Linked DNA regions of Mus musculus: all the other regions are linked to region 3. Evidence: chromatin loops called from intact Hi-C (ENCODE). Cell type or tissue: gastrocnemius. All regions are shown on one strand. Links, peaks and the distances in the headings refer to the core of each region. The heading gives the core; the rest is flanking DNA. Region 1 has its middle 27 kb from the start of Gm34320. Region 2 has its middle 250 kb from the start of Gm51671. Region 3 overlaps Pbx1 (pre B cell leukemia homeobox 1). Region 4 overlaps Gm39696 (a long non-coding RNA gene).

The links. Peaks named below come from ENCODE experiments on the same cell type or tissue, not always from the same donor. Only the 100,000 strongest peaks of a DNase experiment are listed, where the experiment ranks them.
Region 1: a loop joins it to region 3, with 5 times the contacts of the local background. A loop is called at or near these places in 2 of 42 quality-filtered maps.
Region 2: a loop joins it to region 3, with 3 times the contacts of the local background. A loop is called at or near these places in 8 of 42 quality-filtered maps.
Region 4: a loop joins it to region 3, with 2.5 times the contacts of the local background. A loop is called at or near these places in 4 of 42 quality-filtered maps.

The regions. Positions count from the first base shown.
Region 1 is chr1:168,756,075-168,760,776 of GRCm38, forward strand. No RefSeq gene overlaps it. Among named protein-coding and RNA genes, the nearest start is that of Gm34320, 27 kb to the left of the region's middle. In gastrocnemius, for the core only: a CTCF peak has its summit at 2,965; no DNase peak of the experiment used is centred there.
Region 2 is chr1:168,091,030-168,095,731 of GRCm38, forward strand. No RefSeq gene overlaps it. Among named protein-coding and RNA genes, the nearest start is that of Gm51671, 250 kb to the right of the region's middle. In gastrocnemius, for the core only: a CTCF peak has its summit at 2,218; a DNase peak (open chromatin) is centred at 2,228.
Region 3 is chr1:168,211,546-168,216,247 of GRCm38, forward strand. The region is part of intron 2 of Pbx1 (pre B cell leukemia homeobox 1); the gene reads right to left. Among named protein-coding and RNA genes, the nearest start is that of Gm51671, 130 kb to the right of the region's middle. In gastrocnemius, for the core only: no CTCF peak of the experiment used is centred there; a DNase peak (open chromatin) is centred at 2,785; H3K4me3 peaks cover 1,214 bases; H3K27ac peaks cover 2,087 bases.
Region 4 is chr1:168,477,040-168,481,741 of GRCm38, forward strand. It overlaps Gm39696 (a long non-coding RNA gene), which reads right to left. Exons shown (of 3, transcript XR_865718.1): 2 at 674-815. Among named protein-coding and RNA genes, the nearest start is that of Mir6348, 11 kb to the right of the region's middle. In gastrocnemius, for the core only: a CTCF peak has its summit at 2,062 (motif pointing left); no DNase peak of the experiment used is centred there.

The DNA of each region.
Region 1 (4,702 bases), core at 1,412-3,911, 540 kb after region 3:
CATAGGATAGTGGAGAGAGGAGACAGAAAGACCATAGAGCCTGCTCCTACTTATAGATGGAACTTAGATTTTTAAACATAATGGCTTAAAAGCAGAAGGTATACTATTTTAGGGTAGGAACCAGACTAGTGAATATGGTTAGAAAGACCAAGGACAGAGATGGAGCAGATATGAGCAGAGCACAATAATGCACCTGTCTGAAGCCCATTATTTTCTATGCTTATTTGAAATTGATAAAAATTACTATACAATAGCAAAAATTGAATTACCTACTCTTCATTTCCTCTCTCCTTTTCCATTTCCTTAGGTGTTACGCCAAAGGGCCAATTTAGTTGTTTCCTTTTTAGATTTACTGATTTTTTATTTTATGCCTGTGGATATTATTCCTGCATGTATGTCTGTGTTTCACATGTGTGTTTGTAAAGGCCAGAAAATGAAATTGGATCCCCTGTAACTGGAGTTGCAGATGGTTGTGAGTTGCCCTTTGGTGCTGAAAATTGAACCCCCCATCCTCTCAAAGAGCCAGAAGTGCTATTAATCACCAAGCCAGTTCTCTAGCCCAACAAAGGCCAATGCTAATTATGCAAATCTTAACTATCTAAAATCAGGACTACACAGATAGCCATGCAGCTTTGGGATATGAGTTCTGAGTCAGAATTCTGCTGGGGACTTTGTTCTATGTTTCTGACATGGTCCCTGCTGATGCTGATGTTGCTGATCTAGGACATATTTAGAATAAGAAAAAAAGAAACTGAGCCCTGGATGTCTCTAGGAGCAGAACTCCATCACTTACCTTGGATCATTCCTCTCTACATTGTTTAGTTGTTATTGTTTGTTTGTTTGTTTGTTTGTTTTATTTTTAAAAATCTGTTATGATATATTGTATACTTTATTTTTTCTTATTACGTATTTTCTTCAATTACATTTCCAATGCTATCCCAAAAGTTCCCCCCTACACACACTCCCCTACCCACCCATTCCCATTTTTTTGGCCCTGGCATTCCCCTGTACTGGGGCATATAACGTTTGCCTGACCAATGGGCCTCTCTTTCCAGTGATGGCCGACTAGGTCATCTTTTGATACATATGCAGCTAGAGTCAAGAGCTCTGGGGTACTGGTTAGTTCATAATGTTGTTCCACCTATAGGGTTGCAGATCTCTTTAGCTCCTTGGATACTTTCTCTAGCTCCTCCATTGGGGGCCCTGTGATCCATCCAATAGTTGACTGTGAGCATCCACTTCTGTGTTTGCTAGGCCCCGGCCTAGTCTCACAAGGGACAGCTATATCACCGTCCTTGCAACAAAGGCTTCTAGTGTATGCAATGGTGTCATCGCTTGGAGGCTAATTATGGGATGGATCCCTGGATATGGCAGTCTCTAGATGGACCATCCTTTTGTCACAGCTCCAAACTTTGTCTCTGAATTGGACATAGTACTACCGGAGGATTCCGCAATACCTCTCCTGGGCATATATCCAGAAGATGTCCCAACCGGTAAGAAGGACACATGCTCCACTATGTTCATAGCAGCCTTATTTATAATAGCCAGAAGCTGGAAAGAACCCAGATGTCCTTTAACAGAGGAATGGATACAAAAAATGTGGTACATTTACACAATGGAGTACTACTCAGCTATTAAAAAGAATGAATTCATGAAATTCCTAGGCAAATGGTTGGACCTGGAGGGCATCATCCTGAGTGAAGTAATCCAATCACAAAAGAACTCAAATGAAATGTACTCACTGATAAGTGGATATTAACCCAGAAACTTAGTATGTTTGTTTGTTTTAGACTCTTTGTAGGTCTCAAACTCAGAGATCTGCCTGCTTCCACCTCCTGAGTACCAGGATTAAAGGTGGGCACAGAATATCAGGGTTTGCGAAATCAAATGTCTTTGTCATCAAATGAAACAAGTATAGTCAAATGTGGCATGGTTAAAACAGCACATTTAAGTCTAAGGGGCTGTAGTTGGGACCCAACCCACCTTTGCCAGTGCTTTCGTTTGTAGACGCTTGGGGCCAGAGTTGACTATCTCTACTTCCTAAGAAAAGAAGAATCCTGCTTTGTTACTCAGGAGGAGGGATCATGATACCATTCTTTCTTTTTGCCATTTGTTCTCAACCTAGATGAAAGAAAGAAATCTACTGATACTCCAAAGTAAGGTACTAGTGTGCCCACCACTACTTCCTGAGACACAGACACACACACACAGACAAACAGACACGCACACAGAGACAGACACACAGACACGGACACACACACACAGTCAGAGAGAGAGAGAGAGAACGTTTAATCTGGCAGAGGGAGAACTCCTGTCTCTCTGGTCTTGGGGTTCTATCACTAATCAGAGTTGTGAGTTGTCAGCAGAGGGAAAGTCTACAGAAATCACTGCAGATATCTTGCTTCTGTTTCATCCTGGTAGCGTCTCACTACAGGAGCAAAACCAAATGAGACACAGTGTTGGTTAAGTTGTGTGTGTGGAGAATCATAGTGAGATTAAGTCAGGTTCCAAACAGGAATTAATGGTGGATTAAAAGTAAAGCTTCTGAAAGAGTGTGCTACCAGTTCCTCTTCAGGACAGGTGATTCAGCAAGAATACACACACACACACACACACACACACACACACACACACACTTCTCTCTGTGTAAAGCTCAGGTGACATTTCTTTTTTTTCCCCATGGAGATTTTCTTGATGGTAAAGTAGGGGAGACCCACAGTAAGTTAAAAAAATGAGTGAAACGCCAGGAGAAAAGGTACTTCAGCAGAGTAAGGTGGAAAACACTAAGTCACTTCTCTCCACAATGAGTGTAAGCTCTGGGTCTCATGGCTTCGTAATACCAGAATGTGCTGCCTTGCTCTCTGATCATCATGGGACAAGTAGATTTCCAGCAAGAAAACCTCAGTCCAAGAAAGGGCAAGTCCAATTACTGCTTCCTCCAGGGCTGCTCAGCTTGGCTAAGAGAGCCTCCCGGTGGCCCCCAGCTTCCTCCAGAGAGAATCATACTTTTCCTGGAAGGCCTTTTCCTCTTCTTGACTTTCTTTTTCTTTTCAAGGGATAGGTAGAATTGCAGGACACTCCATTTGAATCTAAAAGAATATGTTGTAGTTTCCTTCCTTCAAAATTCCATGTACCCATGTGAAATTAACAAACTCAAATGAAACCACAAGTAGGTATCCATTAAGATCTACACTAATCTCCTTGGGTAAGATTCATACTTTAATACACAAAGGAATTTTAGAGACTCCTGTTGGAATTTTAGAATTCTGGCAGGATTTGAGAAAAAAAATGTTTTTTTTTTTTTAATGTGGAAAATTTCTCCCAGAAGCTCGACCTTTATAAAATTATTAAAATAAATGGCAGGATTTGATGCCCCATCATATGAAAGGTAAAATTAGGAGGATCAGGAGTTCAAGATCAGGGTTTGCTGCTTAGCAAGTTCAAAGCCAGCCAGAACTAAATGAGCCCCTGCTTCAGAAAAATAAACAAATAAAAGTAGATAGCAGTTGAATCTGACTTTTTTTTAAAGACAGAGTTATCAGAGGGGGAGGAAGACAGAGAGAGACAGAGAGGGAGAAGGAGAGGGAGAGGGAGAGGGAGAGGGAGAGGGAGAGGGAGAGGGGGAGGGGGAGGGGGAGGGGAGGGAGAGGGAGAGGGAGAGGGAGAGGGGGAGGGAGAGAGAGAGGGAGAGGGAGGGAGAGGGAGAGGGAGAGGGAGAGAGGCTTTATTCTGGCACTATTGTGAAGGGGCTGCCTTTTTAAAATTCACGTAGATAACATGATAACCTTCATTAAGAGGCACTTATCAGTATAGATTCACTTTTGAAAACCTGGAGACAGCAAAGGTCTTATGACTGTCACTATGTAATGGGAGGATACGGAAGCACAATTATTGCCACTAAAGTAAAATCTGTGCTCTCACCAGGGAAAGGACTCCATAGCAACATTGTTATTGACCTGATGCCAACTTCAGGACCTTTAATTATACAAAACAATACTGTTTGTTTACTTAATTATTTATTTTTAATATGTGAAAGTTTGTGATTTGTTCATTGGTAGGTAACTGAACAATTTCTTAGTTAAAAAATGCTTTCAGTCTCATTTAGATGATAAACACATAGAATCAGTAAAATTCATAGAACTACCGTAAGGAATTTTGCTGTTACCAAATATATACCTTGCTGAAGAATAGACAGAAGTGAATAAGAACAGTCAAATTCTTAAATCACCTCTCTGTTTCCTTTTCTTGAATGAATGAAGGTTCTGTAGCCTCTGTCCCTAAAGTGCTTGCAATGTATGGCATGTGTTTCTGTGTGTGGAGAAAGGCAGGCAAGCCAATGAATAATTAAAGGACTGGATAAGACCATAGCCAGAGTGTGAGAACACAGAAGCAGCAGGGGGCTTGATTCTGCCTGGAAACATAAGGCAAGTGTTCACAGAAGATGCCCTATTGGGTTTGAAATAATGGGTGAGAGACTTGATACATAAAACATGACCCAGTTGCTTGTAATTACCTTCAGTCCCATCTAGAAACTGTACAAATATACACACTTAGGGCCCACGAAGATGACTGGATTGAAATCTGCAGTTGAAACCTCTGGTGAATTGTGTCTACATGAAGGATCATGGTTAGGTTGATGGTCCTTACTGGGTCTCGATATTATAAGCAGCCAGGCGTTTTGAAAAAAAAATTAGTGTCTAAA
Region 2 (4,702 bases), core at 888-3,387, 120 kb before region 3:
GAGATGTGTTTCATGGTTTCAAAACCCAGAGTTTCCCAAATATATGTGATCATACCAGATTTTTTAAAACAGTGGTTTGTGTGTATATGTGCCTAAACATACATACATACGTGTGTGTGTGTGTGTGTGTGTGTGTGTGTGTGTGTGCATACTTGCTTGTGTGAGGGAGTTAATGGACATGCCTTTGGAGACTAGGGTCAACCCTATATAATGTTCCTCAGGAGACACCCACCTTGTTTCTTGAAATAGGGCTTCTCACTGAGACCTAGAGTTCCCCACATTATGATCAACAAGCACACACGACACTACAGGTGGCTCTTTATATCAGTGCTAAGAATCAAACTCAGTACCTGGTTCTTATGAGGTAAGCATTTTACCCTTTAAGATATCTCCCTAGTGCCTAGGACATTAATTTTTATTGGAGGGGCTGACCTATAGCTAGTAAGTTAGTACTTAAAATATCTGCGAAGCCGTGCTTAGGGGAAAGGCTCCTGCCATCATTCATAGTTAGGAGGACATGGTTTTATTTTCTATTGTTTGGATTGACTGGTACCCACCTGCATCTGCAGGCATCGTGACATCAATAATAGAGAACTGGCAATACCACCAGGACCTTTCATCAAAAGCAGGGCCCTGGCACATCCCTCTGGAACAGTCTTTGATGAGTGCTACTGACTTATCTTGGAGTCACTATGAATGACATTCAGGGCAGGATGACCTTGCCATTCGGGGCTGTGCCCGGGTCTCTGCAGGACTCTCCAGCAGCAGGTGTATTTCATCTCCTAGCTCCAAGGTATTTGTCCTGCAGCACCTGGTGTGGAGCGATAATTCCTGCCACGGGGATGCTCCTGGTGAGCCACTTGGCAGGAGCCTGGGGCTCAGAGGCTCTCTTCACAAATCTCTAAATCAACTGGCCATGCAGATGCTGGAGCAGCAGCAGCTGTTTCTGAGGCAGAGGCCATTCATCTTCTGCCTTTTAATCTCTTGTTTGTGGGGATCCTGGAAGAGTGCAGGTCTCTGCCACCACACATTGTATGCCTGGGTGCTCACCAAGATTCATCCAGACTATATAATTGCTAGATGCTCTCAGGAAGCCAACACGTGGGTGGCAAGGATCTTTCTTTCATGAAAGGGCTTAGAGGCATGAGGATTCTATTTTAAAGAGCTTAGGAAATGCTGGGGTCCTGATCGATGCTTTCCATGGCCTGAACTCAGTACAAACAAGGGACTTATTGTACTTAGTCTAAGTCCTATACTAAGAGTGGAGGAAGATTTGGGGGCTAAAGTAGAGGACACTGAATCAGGGATTCTGGAAAGGTAATGCTATTGATACATAGAGAAGGCTTTAACTAGAGGCTCTTGTTCACCCCGAGAATCTCTAGCCTCCTGAGAACTGCTAGGTAACTGTGATGTGAATAGAAAGGGAGCCGCACCTATGTGGTAAGTGGATCAGCGAAGAGAACGCAGTATCTGTTTATATTATGGAGGATGCTCTGACAGTATAAACGAAAGGCATTTTCAGTCTGTGGAAATGGGCTTGGAAGACTGAGGGTTTTAGAAAGGGGATGAAGCACAGACACAATGCAGATGGGAAACACAGGGGTGCATTACTGGCTGTGGATGTCGGGGTAGCTAGTCAGGTCTGGACTCATCTGTCCGTGGTCCTCTGCTACTACCCACTTGGAGTCATCCCCTCCCTCTGATCCTTTGGTCCTGATCTATATACCAGCCCTGGTTCCCAGGAGTCTTTCTAGACCTCAGTGCCTGGAGATAGTACTAATCCATGGGAAAGCTCCTGTCTGGCCTCTGTCACAGTCCCTCTGACTTCTGTCACCTTTGGCATCTCTTTCCTCAAGATGACCTGTGAACTGCTTTCCCCTAGAGCCATGGGGTTTGAGGTCAAGGTCCTTACAGACTCCACACAACCTGTTTGCACCATTTAAGCATCGTTTTGGAACTCTGTGTCTTCCTTTTGGAACTTAGACATTGCAACTCAGAGAAAGGCCTTATTTGAAAAAACTTGAGTGGCAAATGTGTGTACATTTAAATAAATAAGAAAGAAGTACTCTGGTCCCTGGGAGTGCCCTTAAATCCTGGCAATGACTATAGTTATCTGTAAAAAGCCGCACTGAGAGCAACACTGCTGGATATAGCACACTCCACATAGACTGCTGACACTGCCTTCCTTGCTTCATATCAAGTACATCAGTCCCGCCATCAGAGGTCCTCAGCACTTCATGAACTGAACACAAGGGAAGTTAGCCTCCAGCAGGCAGGTCCTACTGTTTCAAGTGGTAAGCAATAGGATGTTCTTGGAGATGTGTTCTGTCAACACACACACACACACACACACACACACACACACACCTTACTACATATTCCATAATTCCATACATATATACACATATATCAAAACACAATACATACACATACCACATAAACCACACACAACACAACATTCAATACACACTGTCACACATACTGCATACACACATACACACACTAAACATACATACCATACCACACACACCACACCATACACATACTACATACACACACAAACATATATATTACACATGCTCACATACATACATATATACATCACATACATATATACACACCATTCACATATGTATACCACCCATATATGTAAGAAAACATGCATACAACACACACACCACACATACACCACTCACCACACACACACATGCACACACACCACATATATACATACCGTTCATACTACATACACTATACACACACATCTACCATACCACACACACTGGTGGGTGTGGCTATTGGCTTCTTTCTGGCCCCACTTCATTTGACTATTGCTGGCTTGGATTTCGATGCAGAGCGGTTCAGTCTAGATGCACAGCTATTATCTCTGTGAACTGGATAATCTTAACTTTGAGCTTTAGTCACTGATTACATGGGAAACTACTTCCCTGGTGACTTCAAACTCCCATTCTAATTGCAAGAACACAGAGCGACCGATCTGGGGATGAGGCGAAGCCTGCAGTTGCATTCATTGTGCCTGCAGTTGAACACATCATGTCTGCAGCTGCACACATTGTGTCTGCAGGTGTTCTTTATTATCCCATTGCCTCGATTCCCCTTGTTCTCTTTCCTGCTAGCTCACTTTACACCACCACCTTTATTCTCAGGCCCAACTGGGTAAACTGAAGCCCTTTTTCACCCTCCAGTGACTCATTTGGGAGGACTACACCTCTCATGAACTTCACTAGATTAAAAACTTAAATCTGTCTCTTGTTCATAGGTGGCTTATTCATTATTTTGAACCTGACCAGTAGGGGGAAAAAGTCCTTAAAGACGTAACTGTGTTTATAAATCTAACAAATTCTCTTGGGCGACTCATTGGAAAGAATCCTTTGACTGGGTAACTATAAATTAACCCAAAACACTGTGATTAAATTCCTTAAGAAACGCTTCTGGGTGTAAATATTAGGGGAAAAGCAGTTGCAAGATGTCTCCAGTTTTGCAGACCTGCATGTAGCTGCCTGTCCTAAAGGATGCCCTCTGAGCAGGGGAAAAGCTGGGCAAAGCTCAGCCCAGCCTCCAGGGTGTCCCTGCAGCCACGGGGTGACTTACTCTCCAGGTGGAGCAGCAGGGATGATTTGATGGAAGGGACTTTTCATTGCAACTGTTCTCCCAGCAAAGCTCCTCTCTGGGGACCTCAGACTGGCACCTTTCACCATTGTTAAATTCACTTAAGATAAAAGCGACACCAGGCAAACGACAAGGGAAGAGCCATTAAGGGCTGAGTGTAAGCCTTGACTGACAGGCAGGCTCTCCAAAATGCTCAGCTGCCAGCCTGGCTCCAGCTGAATCACTAACGTGAATGCTGTCCCTAGCCAGTGCTTGACAAACAGGCAGGGCCCAGGCCAAGCCTACAGGACCTCCGTCCATTATTCCCACAGCCTTAGCCTCTGAGAACAGCCACCCACACTCCATCAGCTACATCATCTGCAACCACCTGGAAAGAGGGGACTCCTGCCTGCAAAATGAGACCCTATCTTCTGCCTGCTTTCAGGTCAGTGCCTGCGGGTAGCAAGCCATGGATTATGGAGCTCCAATTCCCTCACTGTGTAGCTGAGAGTGTGAAGATTGGACTCAAGTCATAGAGAATGCATAGACTGTCAGGTCTCTCTCTTAGTCTGTTCTCTCCTGTGAGTACAGAATTGTGTTGATTGTCATGTCTTTTCTTGAGCCTGGGCACGAGGCCATCCATTTGTTGAGATATGCCAGCATACAACCCGGTTAATGTAGAAGCTCTGGAGCATGGAGGTAACAGCAGGTACCTAACCTGCTAAACATTTTCTTTTGGAAAATCATCATTATCATCCTCTTCCTCTTCGTCATTGTCATCATCATCCACAAGGTTTAACTATGCAGCCCAGGATAACCTGGAACCTGTAATGTTCATACCTCCATCTTCAGAGTCCTGGGACTACAGACACATCAACATGCCTTACAATTGTGAGAAGATTTATTAAGGTAACTGTTACCATTGGAAGTTTCTGGAAAAATATTCAAATAGAAGCCCACACACAAAAAAAAATTGCTATCACACAGTAAGTCCACGGTTGAAATTTACAGTTTCTCCAAAGTGCAGTGACTTCTAATGTTTATTGGTTCCTTCTCCAGCTTTGCCACATCTTATCTGTGTGACCTGGAGAAA
Region 3 (4,702 bases), core at 1,258-3,757:
GGATAACTATAAGGTGAAGTAATTGTGCTGATGTACTTGGAGGATCCCCCTCAATGAAATCTTATTTTGGTAGGCTCAGAACTTTCTATAGAAACAGCCCTTGGAGTGACTATGAACAACAGAGCCATGCTCTTCTGTATGATGCACATTTTTACTGAGATCTACAAAATCCTCTGACAAACTCAACACCAACAAAGGCTCCTTACGATAGGGACTAGATGGGAACACTACTTCCTGCATGACCTACATGCCAGGCTCTGAAGACACTGAGCATCTAACCTTCCACACATTGGGTCTCTAAATCTGGCTGTCATCACATCCAAGGTAGGTAGGTATGAAGGTATCACTTGTAGGGTTTATAGGTGTGACTCTTTGCTTGGTGAATTTTAATCACTTTATCAAAAAGATATTTATGAGCCCTTCACAAATTTTAAAAAAGAAATTACCTCTGAGCTATTAGAAATACGTTGTTTTAGATTGATTATTTAAGATGATCAATCTAATACCATTCTGAGGTGATATTTGAATCCTCATTCATTCATTTGTTCATTCAACAAGGTCTTACTATACACATCCATGCTGGCCTCAAGCTCATAAAACCCCTACTTGGCCTCTACTGTATGCTAGGATTATAAATATATGTCTCACTATACCAGTCTCTAAATCCAGTCTTCTGACTCAGAGAGCCAATGTACTTTCTTTAGAAGAAACCAAATCAAACTCCCTGGGATTAAAAAAAAAATCCCATGATGCTTAATAAGACAGTAATGCGACCAAAGATGTCTCCTGGTGACTCTGCAGCCTATGGTCCTTGCACATGGCCCGCCACTAAGGCATGATGATAGATATCCATCATCCTTTCTCATCCACGACAGCACATTCAAAAAGAACATGTTACCCATCAGTAGGCGGCTGCCCGCCCAGGCAATGCCTGCCCAAAGCAATGTCAGGTATTCCTCTCCTCCGACAGAGCAGGTGCCAAAGATGGCCTCCTAAACTCCCAGATGCAGCAAAAGCAATTGTGAGGAAGAAGAAAGATAGACTGACTGGTACTCAGGCAAGTGACCATGAACAGGTTCATACTGCTGGTTCCCATATGGCTGATATTTCTTTCTTTCTACCTCTCTGGGTTTCAGTCAGGCCTGTGCCTCGGTGCTTTTAAACAACCAAGTTCCTCTTTATCAACTCTCCTCAACCTAATGAAGAGTGTGCTTATCCTTGATTTTTTTTTTTTTGATATTTTCAATAAGGCAGGGAACTCCCTCAGGGTGCTGCAGGAGCAATGCAGAGGACAGTAGTGGCCTATTGTATAACAGTCCTTGCCTACCCAGACTGCAAGTTTCCACGGACAGTGCATTGGGATGCACTGATTCCTGGGTGGGTAAAGATTTACCCAGGTAGAAGTGGGGTGGGCAACAATAAAGGAGCTTAATTTTTACATGGTAAATGCTCTAATTGAATACTCATTCAGAGGAGATTGGGTTTGCCAAGACTCATCACAATTGCTTTACAGACATGTAAAGAAAGGTTCTACCAGAGATTTGAAAATAAGAGAATGAAAAGAAGAAGAAGAAGAAGAAGAAGAAGAAGAAGAAGAAGAAGAAGAAGAAGAAGAAGAAGAAGAAGAAGAAGAAGAAGAAACCCAGAAGAACCGTCCTCCGTCCACACACACATTGCACCATTTCAATTATACTCTACTCATGAAAGTAAACTACACTGGACAATGTGCAAGAAGTAGGCACAAATAGGGGAGCACTTTGTTGTGCTATAGTACATAGGAGGTGATTGCTCTGATGGTCTTGGGGTGCACGTGTGTGTTTGAAAAAGGCAGAGAATCTTGCAGGTCTGTATTTCTTCCCAGGACAAGATTTCAAGATACTAGTACAACAACAACAACAACAAAACAAACAAACTGAGGTATTTGGATTCACTGACCCGGAAATTGTTCAGCTAGTCAGTTAAAAAAAAAATGCCGCCAGCTTTAAAGAAATAAGCGATACGGCTAACAGAAGTGACACTTCCTATTTATGGCTTGAAGTCAGTACTCTGGTGAGCTGGATACAAAATGCTTATTTAAAAGCTCCTTTTTATCTCTCTAGCACCATGCAAGACTCAAATGAACCTTTCACTGGGACACCAGAGATGTTAACACTCGTCCTCCAAGATCCAATTTCAACCAGCCGAGCTGTTACCTAATCCTGCAGCCATCACATATGATCAGGTTCCCGCCTCCCTGATGGGTGCCCAGCACCCCCTCCCTCCTTCCTTTCCCTCTCCTGCCCAACAGCTTTCCCTGAAACTGAGCTTTAAGAGTCCCCTTGCCTGTGCATGCTGGTCATACAGGGTCCCAACAGCCCCACTGGCTGTACATAACACCAAGATATTTATCCTTGTTAGCTAATAATTCTTAAAGGGGTTTCCTACTCACAAATCACTGCCTCCCATTCCAATCACGACAGAGACCAGTCACGACAGGTAAGTGATTTATACAGAGGTTGTCACAGCCTTCAGAAAACACCTGAAGTCACATCAGCTGCTATCACTTGCCCTAGGGTTAATCCGGTGCTAAAACTCCAGCGATAAGGAGACTGTCACAGCCTGATTGGAGCAGCCCTCACAACTGGCCTCCTGCTGTTCATTCTTTATTTATTTTCTTCACACAAGGAGAAAAACAAACCAAACCCAAAGGCACATTCAAGAGAGCCAGTGGGAGGTCTGTGCAAAGGATTGTTTTGTCCTTGGCTGAGCAACACAGCTCCAGAGTCGCTCCTGGCTGATGCCCACTAGAGGGCACTCTCTCCCCACCGAGGACTTGTTTAAAGAAGGGTCCCATAGCTACCAACATCTCCATGGAGCTGGGGAATTGGGATCTACTCCGATTTGAGATTCCCAAATGTGGGCAGACAGGGAGGAGGGCATATTAGCAGAAGGCATTGTTTCAGGCTATGGAGTGAAGCTTGAGACTCGCTCAGCTGAGCAAGATAAAGAGATGGTTGGAGAAGGGACATAAGACTTAGGGAAGGCTTGAGGAAGTCTCTTCATGGTTTCAAGGTACCAAGGCAGAAGAAGGTGCCAAGCCCAAGCCAGGCAGAGCTCTGAAGCCAGTGGAGAAAGAAGTAACCTGCCCTTGTACTTCTAGAAAGTGAAACCATTCATCCGCTGGGACCCTTTGTGCACATTGAATTGTGTCACCTGATGACAGAAAGCACACGCTCTGCTAGCACACTTACAGATTATAAAGGTACAGAAACTTGGCTAAAACAAGGCAGGCTCCTGCCACCAAGATCGAGAGCTCCTGGAAGCCAGTGGTGACATGGTGATCTCCCATGATCTCCCGGATCATGTATTATGCACCTCTTCGGGTCTTTTCAGCGCTCTTGTGCACAGCAGCCAAGTAGGATGTAGAACTATGGCGTCTTAGGCATCTGTGTCCTGCCACAGCTGGTTCCTGACACGTGCCCCACCCTCCGGTTGTAAGTTGTACAGAGAGAACACGTTTGCTCTCCCGTCTCTTCCAGTGCCCATTTCCCAAAACTCAGATCTGCCTTTCATATGTGGCCATTCTAAACAAGCAATGCTATGCTGACATTAAGGCAATGGCTCTCTGTGTGAGGGAGAGTCACCCAAGCACAGGACTGGTATCTGTGAAGGGTTCCCCCGAGGCCTAAGAGTACACCAAACTGCTTTAAGCTTTGTAGAACACCTCCCCCCTTCCCAACCCCTTACTCCTCCACCCCGACCTTTCAGGTTCTGTCATTTCCTTACAGGCATAACCATCCACAAACCGGTGGACACTTCTCCAGCTGGAAAATGACTGTGCTATGAACTGATTCTTCTAAACAGTGTCGGGACCCACATCTTCCATTCCTTAGTAGCCTGAAGCTTGGGGTTGTACTTATAGGCGCTCTTCCCCCGAAGTGCTCAAGCCTCTTCCGTCTTTGATGGAAAAGCTGTCTGGGTGAGTTATTTTAAAGAGTCGTCTATCAAGTAAATGGAAATGATTAACCATTTGATTCCCCCAGTTTCACAATCCAGCATTACAGGCAGCTGCCAGACAACGGTTGATGGATAGGCTCCAGAGAGCCCAGTACTGACGGAACTCAGACCTTAGAGGACCAAGCGGGAATCTTCCTGGCTGCTGGCCTAGAATGGCCTCTTCAGAGGGTTCCAGTGCACAGAATCTATAAATCTGGGACTCACTCTGATACTCAGTATTGTCCCCTTAGAATCACACAGGGCTTCGTTCAGGGTCAAAAGCCTCCTAAAGTGATACCACTTGGTGTGAAGACAAGATATCTTTCAATCCTTCCAATATTTTTCTTGGCTTATTAGCAATCAGGTATGCATAAACAGCATATGATATCAGAAAGGGACTTGTAAACTTCCTTCCAGCAACGAGACAGTAAGATCTTTAAGGATTTCAGTGCAAGCATCTTTATGGAGTGTTTCTTAAGGTATCAAGGCCGCACTGATTTTTCAAAGGGCGCTCTAGCCAGGACCTGGAAAGTGCAGTCATTTCTTCCCACTTGGCTCAGAGCCACAGCACGTGGAGCTGTGGGTGAAGTTTCTAAGGCAGGGGATGACAACAAAAACACAGGACACTCTTGGGATGGTTTTACTATTTTGAGCATTTCTGTTTAGGGATTTTTCTTTAGAGACACAGCAAGTTCTTCTTTTCTCTGGGCTAGCTTTCGGCCCTTCT
Region 4 (4,702 bases), core at 1,004-3,503, 270 kb after region 3:
ACAGGACCAGAGCAGCAATCTTAGCCTCCTTTTCAGGCTGATGTAGCACATTTCCATAAATAGAATCAGAATCACACAGTCCTTAGCCCCTTGCTGCTTGATTAAAAATAGGCTGCTGTCTACGTGGACTTGAGCCATGCATGCCTGGGCTCTGTGTCCTTCTGTAGGGCTCCCAGGCCTTTGCTTTGCTGGCTACTCTCATGAAGGACAGGTTTCAGGCACCTGCTTGGCAGGGAGAGGCCTGAAAGACAACATGTCTCTGAAGATATTATGGCTTCTCTTTAAGAGTCAGGAAATCCCCCAATAAATTAATCTTCTTGAAATGAGATTTCAAAAGATCACAAAATGCCAGCCTTCAGTCGAAAAACAGGGTTTTTGTCGTGGTTGTGTTTTCAGACTGTCCATGCTGTGTTTAATTCTTCCTGATGTGTGTTTCCTGCTCATCCAATACATCCCAAATCAACTAACTGCAATGAGTTTGATTATGAAAGTGTAAAGCCAGATAGAAAAATCTCCTCAAATCTTCCAATAAGTACCCAACAAAGTAAGATTTTTCTGTTTAACATCCAAATGAATGGTTTTATAAATGTTGTTATTGTTATCAGGGCTAGAGAGAGAGAGAGAGAGAGAGAGAGAGAGAGAGAGAGAGAGAGAGAGAGAGTTGGTAAAGTACCTGTTGTGTAATCTTGAAGACCTGAGCAGCCATATAAAAAATCAGCATGGTGGCATGTAATGTCGGTGTGGGGGAGGCAGAGGCAGATAGTACTCCAAAGTCAGCCAACCTAGCTGGTGAGCTCCAGGTCCTTTGGGAGATCCTGTGTGAAAACAACAATAACAATGAACAATATAAAACAAGCTAAACAAACAAACAAACAAACAAACAAGGAGCCAGGCCGTGGTAGCACACATCTTCAAGTCCAGCATGAGGGAAGCAGTGGTAGGCAAATCTCTGTAAATGCAAGGCCAATCTAGTCTACACAGAGAGAGTTCCAGGACAGCCATGGCTACATGAAAAACTTTGTCTTAAATAATAATAACAACAAAAACAACAACAACAACAAAAATGGAAGATTAAGAAAGATCTGATACAGACCTCTGGAAGAATTCTACATGCTTGCACAAACATCCACATGCAACTGTATATAAACATATGCAAACCACATACCCGCCTTATATATCCTCCCACTATATATACACATATGCAAACACCATACCCAGAGAAAAATAGTTGGAATAGTTGGGTAAATAAATTTTTGTTTGTTTTTGTTTTGTGGTTGCTTTTTGAGATAGGATTTCTCTGTATATCCTTGGCTGTCCTGGAACTTGCTCTGTAGCTGAGGCTGGCCTCGAACTCCCACAGATCCTCCTGTCTCTGCTTCCTGAGTGTTGGGATTAATCGCTTGCACCACCATTGCCTGACTATATACATATTTTTAATGGCTGTTTTTTTTTTTTGACTCCACGCAGCTCTAAGGGGAAGTGCTTACTGTAGAATGTTCCCCAGAATTCAGCAAGAGAGAGTCAAGTTTGTCCTCAGAGAAGAGCAGCTGAGTACGTCTTTGCCCATGGCTCACCGAACATGTTTTAGTTCCAAGGCTCTATGTTTCCTGGTCAACTGCTCTCTTCCTGGCTGAAGAAGTGAGCGCCATTCTATATTATGCTGTGGAAGCCCTCAAAGACCATGCTTTCTAGGAAAGGGGGACAGGAAGTTGAAAATGTGCCTATTTGTTACTTCTCCAGCACAGTCACCAATACCTGACAGAAAGCTCAAGGAAATAGACATTTATTTTCATTCTGTTTCAGAGGATTTGGACCACAGTTGCTTGGTTCTATGTGCTTGTGCTAAATGTCCTGGAGGCAGGGGTGTGCAGTGGAGGACCGCTGGTCACTCATGGCTGACTGTGAAGTAGAGACCAGGCAGGAAACAGCCAGGCATAATCTACATCTCCAAGGGCCTGCCCCTTGTGAGATCAACTTCCTCAATCTAAGCCAAACTCCTGACACTTCAACAACCTCCCCAAATTGTGCCACCTACTGGGGACCAATCATTCAAAACACTAGACAGAAAGAACAGTTCGTTTTCACTCCATAGCCATGTCCAAAAAGAGATTATCCCCAATGTTTGTTTAAAGATTATTATAAGATGGTCCCCAAATTTCATGGTATTAGTAAGAAGTTTTTTTATGGGCGTGTGGCATGTGTCACCATCATATATCCCCAGGAAACACACAGAGTGCATTATTTTCTGTCTGTTCCACAACGAACTGACTATTTTAAATACAACTAATAGCAATCGCTGTATAGGTTCAAGCAGCCATTAAAATATAGCAAAACACCAAACTGGCTACTAGAAATCCCAAAAGACACAATCTGTGTGTGACACCTGGGTTTACAAGGTCCTATTCCTTCCGGTCTGATAACTATCCCCTCTTACTGTCCTGAAATTTCTGGAGAGAGAGGTAACTGGCCCTTAACATGTCATAAGAAAGGCTCAGTTGTCTAAGTTTTGTTGGATAGCTGAGCAGATGAGGCGTCCACTCAGATTGACGGGCAATCTGATCCTGTCCTCAGGAAAGGAAACAGAACTGACATAGATATAGATCACAGCCTTCTTGCTTTTTCCTGTGTGTGCTTTTTTGACCGGCTTTCTTTAGGGACTCACTGTGGTGCACAGGTTGGGATCATATAGTAGCATATTTGTTTTGCGTTTTGTTTCCACTCATTCTGTGAAATTTATTGAGCGCCTACTAAATGCACCGTGCCATGTGCATAGGCGTTTATTTAATTACATCTTGCTTCATTTGGCAGATTGATTCCATAACCACAGATTAGTTGGCTGGGATTCTGATTCTAATTTTTCCCACAATGTGCTGTGTGGCTGCAAGTTAGGCACCCTACCTCTGTAAGATACCTCGATTTCTTTCTCTGCTGTGTGGAAATAATGGTACGTGGCAGGTGCTTAGAGATGTGTGGAGATGATTCACGTTCAAGAAAGGTGAAGCTTGTGGAGTTCAATGATTTCATCCTCAAAACGCCACTCTGAGATCAGCGCAGGGCAAGGTTTGTTTTAATTTATATTGCAATAGTTATGGGCTCTTCTAGATTTTCTTGTGATTTCTTTCCTACAGTCTTCTAATTTAACAACTGTTTGCTTGATTCCCAGGATTCTGTGTCAAAGTGATTAACTTGGATTGATTGACCAAACTTGAGTTCTTCTCTGAGAGGTTTTCAGTGGCAGTAAATAAATAGATAAAAATTTATACGTATCCAAAAGGTTAAGAGTGATTTTTCGTTTTAGGGGACAACATTTAGGTCTGAGCTTGAATCTGAGTTCTTGAATCCAGTACTTGCTCTATTCTACAGGCATCGTTGTTTCCCCTGAACCTTGAGATAACAACACTCAAGGTCTGGTGGGAAGACTGACAGAATCACACTGTGATTTTCTAAAGTCTGGAATCCTAAGCTAGGATAGCATTTTTCTTCCCGGAGAGTCTCCACCTATCAGCTAAGGAGAAGGGATCAAAGAAACAGGACTACATCAGGTGTCTATGGCGATACAGATAAGACCACACTCTGTAAAACCAGAGCAGAGAGAATATGTAAGAGACGCTGCTGAGGAAGACAATTCTTATGATCGCTGGATGGAAAAGTCAGTCTTCCATGAAACCTCTGTGCCCTGCAGCTGAGGCACAGAGCCATCTCTGATCTGCCTTAAGGGTGGCATTGGTCACACTTAAAACTATTTACCAAGATGAGGAGCAAGCTTCTTCGTCATATCAGGGCTCAGAGGAGATGCGGTTACTCCATGTTTGGCTCATCTTGAGGGTCAGTTTGTCTGGGCTGCACAAGGGCCAGCCTTCTTCAGAGATGAGCGGTTTGGCAGGTGAGCAGGAAAGCTTACAGAAATGCAGAGGAGAAAGAAGAAAATTCTAGAAGATAAATCTGAGGGTTAGCTTTCCCAAAGGGACATGTCATAAGTGATGCTAAGGATTCTGCATTTGGAGTCCTGTCACTTGGACCTCACCGACAGTTTGGGATCAGGTGAGCAACGTGGAACAGAAAAGTGAAGGGAAGAGACGAGCGCAAAGCTGTGGTCATAGTGCATGTGAGGGACAGAGTGGCTTGGAGTCAATATTGAAGGTGGATAATGAGAAGTAGCTGGGTCTACAGTTTTGGATTGAGCTCTATCCCCTATTGGAGGAAAGATTGGAAGAAGTGTATGTACTTGGAGCAAGAAAGCAACCTGACTTCAAATCCAGGCCTATGGAGTTGCAGAAGCCATTGACATGAGCCAGTGGATACGTCAAATGTTGTCTTCATCCCTTGTCTTAGGGTTTCTATTGTTGTGATGAAAACACCATGACCAAAAAAGAAAACTGGGGAGGAAAGGGCTGATTCAGCTTACACTTGGAGGACGGCAGGACAGGAACTCAAACAGGGCTGGAATCTGGAGGCAGGAGCTGCTGTAGAGGTTATGGAGGGGCGCAGCTTACTGGCTTGCTCCTCTTGACTTGCTCAGCCTGCTTTCTTACAGAACCCAGAACCCCCAGCTTAGGCAGGGCACCGCCACAATAGGCTGGGTCCTCCCGCATGAATCGCTTTTAAGAAAATGCCCTACAGCTGGATCTCATGGAGGTACTTCTTCAACTAAGGTCCCCTTCTCTCTGATGACTCTAGCTTGTGTCAAGTTCACACACAAAGT